2 separate regions of the Mus musculus genome follow, and region 1 is linked to region 2. The links are chromatin loops, found by intact Hi-C in ENCODE. Cell type or tissue: left cerebral cortex. All regions are shown on one strand. Links, peaks and the distances in the headings refer to the core of each region. The heading gives the core; the rest is flanking DNA. Region 1 overlaps Opn3 (opsin 3). Region 2 has its middle 110 kb from the start of Grem2.

The links. Hi-C counts contacts between places; a loop is a spot of excess contacts. Peaks named below come from ENCODE experiments on the same cell type or tissue, not always from the same donor. Only the 100,000 strongest peaks of a DNase experiment are listed, where the experiment ranks them.
Region 1: it touches region 2 in a loop (2.9-fold over the local background); 6 of 42 quality-filtered maps call a loop at or near these places.

Annotation. Positions count from the first base shown.
Region 1 is chr1:175,666,000-175,671,381 of GRCm38, reverse strand. All of the region lies in intron 1 of Opn3 (opsin 3), which reads left to right. Among named protein-coding and RNA genes, the nearest start is that of Chml, 20 kb to the left of the region's middle. In left cerebral cortex, for the core only: a CTCF peak has its summit at 2,189 (motif pointing right); DNase peaks (open chromatin) are centred at 1,112 and 2,193.
Region 2 is chr1:175,028,242-175,033,623 of GRCm38, reverse strand. No RefSeq gene overlaps it. Among named protein-coding and RNA genes, the nearest start is that of Grem2, 110 kb to the right of the region's middle. In left cerebral cortex, for the core only: no CTCF peak of the experiment used is centred there; DNase peaks (open chromatin) are centred at 1,365 and 3,162; H3K27ac peaks cover 262 bases.

The sequences.
Region 1 (5,382 bases), core at 134-5,133, 640 kb before region 2:
CTACCTATTTCTTTTATAACTTCTGTCTTATCGCCCAGCATGGTGCTTAGTGTGCAGTGTGATGTTGTGTGTTTGTTGGCAAGTGCTGTAAATGAATGCATCATCAAGCTGCATCTCACAGAACTGTTGGACTCAGGCTGATGCAGAGAATTAACATTTCAGGGCCTCTCTTGCATCCCAGCTCTTTAATTCTTTTGTATGAATGGGTGTATATATGTTTGTATATGTGTGTATATATTCTTCTGTGTGAGTATGGGTACACACACATCAGAGGACAACCTCAGGTCTAGGTCCTTGCCTTCCATCTTTGAGACAAAGTTTCTTGTTCATCGTTTCTTATGCCAAGCTCACTGGCCCTGACACTTTCATGGATTCTCTTGTCTATACCTCACCTTACATATGAGAAGTTCTGGGATTAAAGATCATCTAACTTTTATGTGGGTTGTAGGGATCAGAACTCAGCTCCTGACACTTGCCCAGCAAGCACTTTATCTACAGATCCATCTCCGTAGCCCTCAGCTTTGTAGCCTACTTCCTATACATTTGCACCAACTCCATTAAGCTCTTCATATTCATCAATTCAAAATCTGCCTCTCTTATAGCCCCTCCCACTATCCCAGGCAGAGGAAGCCCTGCCTCCCTGGACCTCACCAGGATCCAGACGCAGCATTACCTGTCTCCTGCTCGCTAAGAGATTGTTGTCAGCATTTATCAAAGCTGCTGGCTCCCAGCAGCTGGCAGCATGGCCATGCCATGAGCAGCACTGTGGAGAGCTGACTTTTTAGTGTGCAGCCTTCAGAGTCTGAGGGGACCCAGAACCTCCCAGTGGCTGCACGGAGTTTCCAGGTACCTGGTTCTCAGTTCTCTGTTTCCCTCTGCAGTCTTCCCTGGTGATCTGCTTCTGGTCCCTAAGGAATTACTTTCCTCTGTCGTCCTTCTCCCACTTCACAAAGGCCTGCTCCTTTCCCTTCTCAAAAGTTAGTCTGACTGGAGTGTGGCCAGCGAGGAAGGAGGAAGCCTCCAGGATTACAGCATAGGATAATTTAAAGTGCGGATGATGATACAAAAGAAATGAATACTGTTACAAATTGTTAGGGAAGGCTGGTTTGATGACTCAGCAGGTAGACGCACTCGCTGCCAAGCCTGATTACCCGAGTTCAATACACTGATTCATACGTAAGCAACAGATGGCAAATGGGGATTTCCCCCTAAAAGTCTGCCCTGAGGACATAGTTTGTGTGTGTGCACCTAAAACCAGTCCATGGGCAGACAGACAGCAATTTAAATAGGCCGCTGTCCAGCAATGGGGAATCTAGCTAGATTAAGGTACTAAAGACAGGTATTCTCTGCCTGTCCATGCTTTGATGGATGATGGTCCAGTGCCAGGCCAGTGTGGTCCTCACAGGGTCGCAGCCTCTAAACAGGTCTAGGTGCGGGTGCTTCACTCTTTGTTGGTCTGGTGTGTTAATAAGTTCTTTGGTTTGATTCTTCTGATATTTTAATAAACCCAGCTAATGTTCCCGGATGACTTTGGCAAGTTTACAGGCGGCACCATTTTTCTTTTTGGAATGCTGCATATCGGTCTGTTCCCTGTGGGCTGTGCTGGGCAGGAGGTTGTCATTAGCAGGTTGTCATTAGCACCATCCAAATGTACAATAGGTGCAGGCATCCTGTTTCTGTCTGTACTCAAAGCTGTGTTGTAAAATGGAACCACCCTTTTGGGATCCCTGCTGGGGACCACAGCCAGCCACCTTTGTCTTCCAGGAGCTGTCTCTGTCCAGACTCTAACATCACAGTCCCAGGGAACTAGCTCGCTTTGCATTTGTAGATGTTTCTTTTCCACTGAAAATACCTGCCTGACACATATTTCATGACCCTTTTCAGATATATCTTTGTGAGGTCACCCCCACCATGCAGTCCACCAGGATTGCTCTTTTCTCAACTTGTTATTGTGCCTTAGACCTAACGTACAGTAGCTCCATCCCATCTCATGTTGCCCTCTCCTGCTGCATATGAGTTAGCCTTACTTTTACAGGAATACCTGAACGTCCAGATGAGAAGGATCAACACCTCTAAGTCTTTCAAGGTCTACTGAGTCTTAAAATAGTCACAACCCACACCTTACCAACATAGCGCTACCTAAGATCATCTGTAGGGATGGGGAATGCAGAAGCCACTCTCTGCCAGTAGGTGGCATAAAGGCACAATCATAGGGTTCAATGTGGTTTTAATCAGCACAGGGGCCTTCATATAGAATTTTGCTGGTTTAAAATGGTTTTTCTTAGTGCTTGCTGACAGGAGCCTGATAAAGCTGTCTCCTGAGAGGCTCTGCCAGAGCCTGACAAATACAGAGGCAGATGCTCACAGCCAACCATTGGAAGGAGCTAAGGAGGTTTGCAAAGCCATGGAGGGAGCAACAGAGTCAACTGGCCAGACCCCCCGGAGCTCCTGGGGACTGGATCACCATCCAAAGAGTACACATAGAGGGACCCATGTTTCTGGCCATGTATGTGGCAGAGGATGGCCTTGTTGGACATAAGTGGGAGGAGCGGCCCTTGGTCCTATGGGGGTTTGATGTTCCGGTATAGGGGAATGCCAGGGTGGGAAGACAGGAGTGGGTGGGTGGTTGGGGGAGCACCCTCATAAAGGCAGGGGAGGGGGAGAGTATAGGGGGTTTCTGGAGGGGAGACCTAGAAAGGAAATAACATTTGAAATGTAAATAAAGGAAATATCCAATAATAAAAAAAGAAAACACAATAATAGAAGAGGATTAAAAAGTTAAACTAGAAAAAAATGGATTTCCTTAAGGGGATTAATTATCCCAGTTTATACATATATATGATAGTGCTAACCCTCTCGGCCTTCCCCATTCATACTAGGCTCCCTCCTGCTCCACAAAACTGTCCGGACTCCTTCCTCCCTTTCCTTATAGTACACGAGAGCAAACACACAATGTTAAGAAGAAAGCAATAGACTCGAGGTCAGAATTGGGTTCTCAAAATAGTCTCCACTACCGACAGGGCTCCTTGGCTCTTCTGAGTCACCGATATCTTTTTCTGGAAGAATGGCACACTGTATGTATAGTGATTGTCACAAAGCCTGTCTTAGGGTTTTACTGATGAAAACAGATACCGTTACCAAGATAAATCTTAGAAGGACAACATTTAATTGGGGCTGGCTTGCAGGTTCAGAGATTCAGCCCAGTATCATCAAGGTGAGAGCATAACAGCATCCAACAGCATCCAGGCTGAGCTGAGCGTTCTGCATCTTCATCTGACGGCTGCTAGCAGGATACTGGCTTCCAGGCAGCTAGGATGAGGGTCTTAAAGCCCACACCCACAGTGACACACCTACTCCCAAAAGGCCACACATACTAGAACAGGGCCACACCATCTAATAATGCCACTCCCCAGGCAGAAACCATCACAAAGCCTGACACATAGCTGGCACCTACTTTGTTAGTGGCCACTTCTCTTTCATTCCATATTGTTCTTAATGTATGTACTACGTGAAATGTGAAATAATTAGCCTCAACACCGGATGATCTGACAAAGTGGCTGGAAAGCAAAGACAAGACAGCCCATCCACCTTCCTGGGAAAGTAGGAAAAAAAAAAAGCATGTAATATGTATGTGAGAGGATGAAGGTGTTCAGGTGTGTGTGTGTACGTGCACATGCGAGTGCGCACGCGTGAGTACGAGTGTGTAGGTCAGAGGTCAATGTTCACTGTTGGCTCTGTTGTCTACCTTGTTTTGTGAGACAGGGCCTCTTACAGGTCTGGAGTTCAGCACGTAGGCTATGTCACACAGGCACATGCCTGTCTCCATGTGGCACATGCCTAGCTTTCTGTGTAGCCCCGGGAATCAGGATCAGATCCTCATGGCGAACCCTCCAGTAACTGATCCATCTTCCCAGCCCACAGTAAATAACTTTTACTCAGAACCCACAAAGTGCTGGAGAGAATTACTAAGACATCACCAGGGGCTGTGGTTTAGGTCATTTCAAGTGGATCGCCCAGAAAGACTAATCAGACTACAGCTACCGTTCACTGATCCACATGTTCTGCCCAGGAGGATCTGAGAAAGGTGGGCCTTGCTCCTGCCCTCTTCCTGTAAGTCAGTGTCCTGACCTGTGTCCCCTCCCTCTCTTAGCCCTGTGTTATTCCCTACCTTTGCATTCGTTGCTATTCACTGGCTTCCTTGTTGGACTTTTTCTCAGACTTGCCATTGGACTTGAAGTTCTGTATGACACCGTTATCCATAGGACTTTATGCCTACTTCCTAGCACCATGATTGCTATGTAGATAAACAGTAAATGAATAAATGAGTTACACTTGAACATGATTGATGCCTATACCCAGTTACTATGTCAGTACCTTTAAAAATTCATTTATTCATCTCTAAAATATGTTGAGACTTGTTCATTTACAACCGTGAAATTCTTTTTCTAAATGTTCTTGCCTAAGAAGAATTAAATAGTATTCAATGGAAATCAATGACAAATTAAAGGTCAAACTAACATTTGAAGTTAATTATAAAATTAAATACCATTATATTTAATAAAAATGTTTATAAAATTCATAGAGTCAACTATATTTTAAACCTCAAGTTATGTCCTTACCTTCTAGATGTCTTTTTAGGTAAATAATTATGTAAGGCTTTAATAGACTAAAGTTGGATTTCTGAAACATCTAATTTAACCCTCAGAATCTGTTACTGTAGTTTGCTTTGAGGTGCCTATGCTATTTGCTTCTGGTCTCTGTTCTCTAAAGTGCTCTTTCTTCATGCTGTGTTCCAGAACCCAGGCTTCTTTTGGTCTAGAAATAGTAAACACTCCGTTATGTATTTGGCAATTATTAATGCCATATGTATCAGAAACTATAATAGTACTGCCTACCCCTCCACTCTTACACACATGAAACACATGGTGCGGAGTCACAGCCAAGATGTCTCTTCATTTCCTACTTTTCCAGTCACAGAATTTTATAATGTGAACAGGCTTCGGTTTTATGTAAACAGAAATCCAAGACCTAGGGTGATTACCTTATTCTCAGAAGCTATGCAGCAAGATAGTCAGAGAGCTGGGATTGGTCCACATAACTCTTAACAGGATCCCAACACCTTCACGCTGCTTCTTTGAAGACCAGTCTTGTTTTCTTTCCCTGTGAGAACCCCGGATTCCAAAGGGACATGCCAGGCATGGTGCATTGTATTACCAGAGCCTTTCTCTGTGTCTATTCAGGCTGCTTTGTTTAATTCCATACTGCTGTGACAAAAGCACTTGGCAAACAGTTTAAAAGAAGACAGAGTTGTTTTGCCTTGTGGTTCTAGAGTGTTCCAGACATTGTGGTGTGGAAGGTGTGCTAAAAAAGTGCAGCTCCTGT
Region 2 (5,382 bases), core at 249-5,248:
TAGAGGATACATATTGTTCATCTCAAGCTGTTAGAAAAAAAAAATCCATCACCCTGAGCAAACTATAAATCATAGATATTTCTTGTTCAGAAACCCGACAGACATGAAGTCAACATCAAGGCACCAGGAGATTTGGGGGGCATTTCCTCCTGTGCAGCACTTCGTTGATCCTTCCTACTAAATGAAAGGGCACAAAGCTCCCAAGTCTGATCAATGGGGGCAGCAGCCCATTCGTGAAAGCACAGTGGTATCTAGTCACCTCCCAGAGCCCCCACCTATAATACGCTTGTGGTCAGGCTTGTGAGGGAGAGTTTTACAAGGACACAACCATTCTGCCCAGAGAAAAATGAGGCTTTCCAGAGCCAGATATTAGGTATTAGTCAGTGAATTGGTTTTGTAATTACTATTAAAAAATAAGAGGGGGAGAGAAAAAGAGAGAGAGAGAGAGAGAGAGAGAGAGAGAGAGAGAGAGAGAGAGAGAGAGAGAGAGAGAGAAGCAGGGAAAAAGCAGAAAGGAGCCAAGAAAAGGAACAGGGAGGAAAGCACTTTGAATATCTCACTGACCACAGAGTATGCTGGAAGGAAGGACAGAGTAGTGCAGGGGACAGGAAAAATATTCTAAGAAGGAAAGGGTGGATGGATTTGGTTGAATAGAAATTCCAAGCTGCCTTTAGCGGAAAAAGAAACACATATAAATATTTGCAGTAAAAGAATGCACCCAGTGAATGTCATGGCCTTGGGCTCCTTGCATTCCAATGTCTGGCCCTAGAAAACCTCTCTTCTTGTCACACTATACTCTCAGGCCCTCACTACCAGATATCCTAGGCAGCTCTCCCCCAACAGGAGGTGCCATAGCCTTTCTGGAAGGGGACCTTTGTCCGCACATTAGCAATCGTTTTTTGCAGAACCAACATCCCAAACTCTTTCCCTTTTAGAAGCTTATGAAGAACTAAAGGATTTAGTTCTGAAAGAACTTAGTTCTCAGCAGTAGAGAATTGTGGGGGTTTTTTGGTTTAAGCATATCCACGAAACAAAGTATTATACTGTCATTTAAAATAAGGCTTTAGGAAAGAGATCGAATCCTGCTCCCTGACTGCTCATGGAAGATGAGCATTTTCCGTTTTCTTTAGTTCTGTTCCATGTTCTCTACTTGGAGGAAAAAAATAATGACCTGTATTCCGGTTGTGGGTTCTTCATTCCTCTACTTTTTGGGAGAGCAAATTGCCACAGTGTTTCGAGGAGTGTAATTTGGCAACATAAATAAAAATGGTGACAAGGGAGAGCAGATGAAGGTTTATGGTTGTCACAGTAACCAGAGGCCTGTAGCGCTCGCTCAGTGGCCGAGTCCTCCATATGTTATAATTAGCTTTACCTTGGGGCCATGAGATGGGAGCTAGTTCTGTACAAACGTGGGAAAAGCTGCTCATTCCCTGCCTGCTCCAAATGACCTAGCTTCCTGCTGTCACACAGAAAGGGACACTTAGACTCCACTGCCTAGCGTTTGCAGTCTTACAACAGTAGGCCCTGGGTTGAGCATCTAAAAACAAGCTATTTTCTCCCCTGGGGACTGAAGCATTTTGAGTTTTTCAGTGTATTAATATTTTATGTTTGCATAAAGGTCTTATATCTCAGAGTCTGCATTTCTGAACCTTTTTTTTTCCTTCCTCCCCCTTCTTTCTTTTCTTTTTCTTTCTGCTTTTAGAAATGCCAATTTGAATTTGGCATGTATTTAATAACATACAGAGACAGCGAAAAGAAAAAAATAACAATAATCCTTTGCCTGGACACAGCAGAATGAGGGCGGGCAGAGACTGGGAAAAAGCTGTAGGTTTTTGTTTGCTTGCTTGCTTGTTTGTTTTTCTTTTTCTTCTTTCTCCTCGGGAAAATAAGCTTGCTGATTAACATCAGGAAATATAGAAAGACTTAGAATTTCTGATGTTTTCGAATGATTGTCACCTTCATTTATACCTGGTGAAAGTATAAGAATGCACAGATTCCGAAATGAACAGGACACTTCCCTACCAATGCTGTAATTCTCTATCACAGAACAGGAAACTGGGCATCAGAGAGGTGTCAGAGCCCCCAGCAAATCGAAGCTGTCCGCTCTGAGATCAGGTCCTCTCCCCATTGACTGTAACTTAACGTGCTTTCCAGGGGGAGGGCAGGGTGATGGCTCCATTAGTAACATGCTTCCTGGGGAAGCAGCAGGAACTGGAACACATGGAGATGTGTGCCTGCAGTCCCAGTGTTGGGAAGGGACACGGGTGGATCCCCAAAGCCTGCTGGCAGCCAGCCTAACCAAACTCCAGGTTCCGTGAGAGGGACTGTCTTAAAAATTAAGGCAGACAGCATATATGGGAGATAGAGCATATGTGGGAGATAGAGCATATATGGGAGATAGAGCATATATGGGAGATAGAGCATATATGGGAGATAGAGCATATATGGGAGATAGAGCATATCTGGGAGATAGAGCATATCTGGGAGATAGAGCATATCTGGGAGATAGAGCATATCTGGGAGATAGAGCATATATGGGAGATAGAGCATATATGGGAGATAGAGCATATATGGGAGATACTTAGCATTGATGTATGCCTTCTGCTCCCTCCCTGCCTCTGCTTGGCCAGAGAACTTGTTTGCTTACAGACAATTCCTCTAGGCTCCTCCCAATAGTGAGTGACCTAGCAATGGCTTGCATCATCACCTGCCACCATTAACTGCCAGGGTGTGGCAGCCTATAAAGAGGAGTGTTTGCTACCCCAGCCCCCTCTGCCCTCTCCCCTCTCCCCTGTCCCTTCTCTTTCTCTCACCTCTCCCCTGTCATCCTCTCTCCTGTTCCCAGTATTTCTGACCACCCTCTCTTTCTCTGCTCTCCCTTTCTCTGCCTGTAACCCTTTTTCAGGTCTCCTCCCACTCCCCAAATGTCCTTACATCAGGTCTGCCTGTCACATGGTGTGATTTCTCAGGGGGACACCTTGTTGTGGGCCCACCCGGTACTCCTTCACTCCTGTGGTCACAGCATTAATGTTTCATAACAATCCACAATGTAGCAAGGCAAGGAGTGTTACAACTGTGAAACCTCCACTTCATTTAGTAACTAGAAGCGGGAGAAATCCTGGCACCACCCCTGCCTTTCACTCGGTGTCTGTTCCTCTGTGTGATCCTACACAGGCATAGTAGTCATGAAGGCAAGCCTGTCCGGCTGACCTAGCTCATCCCACGTTGGAGCTGAAAGCACCAAGATAAGTCATCACTGTAGACAGACAGTTATCCTGGATTCCAGGAAGAGTGGAACTTTGGAGGACTCACCATCTCCTACATCAGGACAATTCTCCATGCATGGGAGGCAGCGCCCTGTAACAAGAGTCACTATTGTGTAGAGAGGAGAATGAGTCCTTCTATTGAGTAAAGGCATGACAAAGTCTCCTTAGGACCACCTCCTCACAGAGCCAGATCTAAGACCACCCAGGCACATCCTGAGCGGGCCTGTTTAATTATGTTTAATCAATGCTTGCCTCTCATCCAGATTCTTCTGTTTAAACTTATCTTGAACTTGAACTTGAACTTGAAGATGAACTTACCTTGAAAACCTTTATCTGTAGCTGCATTGAATTCCTGGGAGGCCTGTTAGGACTGCTAATGCCTGGGCTTTTCCCTAAACTGTAAGACACTACTACTTCCTTATTCACACTTAAAGGAACTGAAGAGCCTCAGAGAAGCGGGAGTGGTTGGACAGTGTTGGGGAACCAGCACTGTTTCTTCTCCAGTCTCTGATCCCAGCTTTCTCATTCCACTGCAAGCTGTTCTACTATGGTCGCCTGTTATCTATTTATTGAATTATCTGGAATACAATTCTTTTAAAATGATATACAGAGGCTCGGAAGATGGCTTGGTGATTAAGAACTATGGTTACTCTTCCAGATGAACCAACTACAATTAGAATTCCAGCCAGCTCCAGGGAATCTGGAAATCAGTGAACACACCCATTCTCTCTCTCTTTCTCTTTCTCTCTCTCTCTCTCTCTCTCTCTCTCACACACACACACACACACACACACACACCAGAGATAATTAAAGCAAATAATAAACTAATCTTTAAAAACAGAAGTATATATAAGAACCCCCTCCAACACACACACACACACACACACACACACACACACACACACACACACACACACATACACGCACACACACATTTTGGAAATGAAACTCATTCCCTATTTCTGTGCTTTTTAAAAAAATCTATACATTTTTCAGAGCACGTGGCCAGATTTTGATCAATATCTACAGGTTTATTCTTTCCCCTCTATATATGGGTTTCATGTTTTTAAAACTTTCTTCTCCTAAATATATGTTATATGTCATCACCAAATGTTGCTGTGTCTCTAATTTGCTCAGCAACCGTCTTTGCTGGGAACGATGTCTTTAGCAGACTCTGTGTCTTTCTCCCCCTCAAGCTCAGGTGTGGAACAGCAGCTCATTCTCCCCTGACTTAATTGAATTGGCACCAGTTTCCCCAGAGACCACATTAACAGCACGCATCACTTTCTGGTACCCGGGTCCTGGTCATCAATCATAGGTTTCAATGTCTGCAGACAGGCGGAGCCAAAACCCCTGTTCAAAGGTGCAGAGCGCCAACTCCACACAGCAGGCCTCAGCTCTCCAGGACGGGCTGTGTGCTGTTTAGACGCTGTGGAATCTTGTCCTCCAGCCATGGTGGAGCCAACACCCTTCCCCCTCAAGGTCTGAGAACCTGTGCTTCCAGCAGTGTGCAGCCCTCCTGCAGAGTCAGCCTTGCGGGAAAGGCTTCCGCTTGGAAGGAGACAGGCCTGGAGCCTGCCTGCTGAGCTTGGGATTGATGGGACTGCAGCCCAAAGCCAAGATGAGTCTTTTACAGATTCATGGGGGGCGGGGTGGGGGTGGGGGCGGGTGTGTGGGTAGAGAATAAGACACGAAGGAGACAGAGACACAGAGGGAGACAAACAGATGAAAGACACAGGCACGTTGATAGGTGGACAAAATATAAATAACCCTGCCTAGGAAGGATTTAAGAACTATTTCTCATTAAGTTGCCGGAGGCAGGCAGAGGTTCTGAAAGTGTCTGGTCCCTGTGGAATTCGGTCCTGTGGCTCTGCTCAGTCTTCTCTCCATCTTTGCTTAACACAGCAAGGAGTCTAAAACATAGTGAAGGCTGAGGTCTTCCATTGGCCCTTCTCATGTCAGAAAAAAACAGTGTCCCAGGGATCTTCACAGCAATCTCCACTGACAGGGACATTTATTTCTCCTCCCCTCCCCTCCCCTCCCCTCCTCCTTCTTCTTCCTCCTCCTTCTCCACCCTCCTCCTCCTTCTCCACCCTCCTCCTCCTCCACTCCCCTC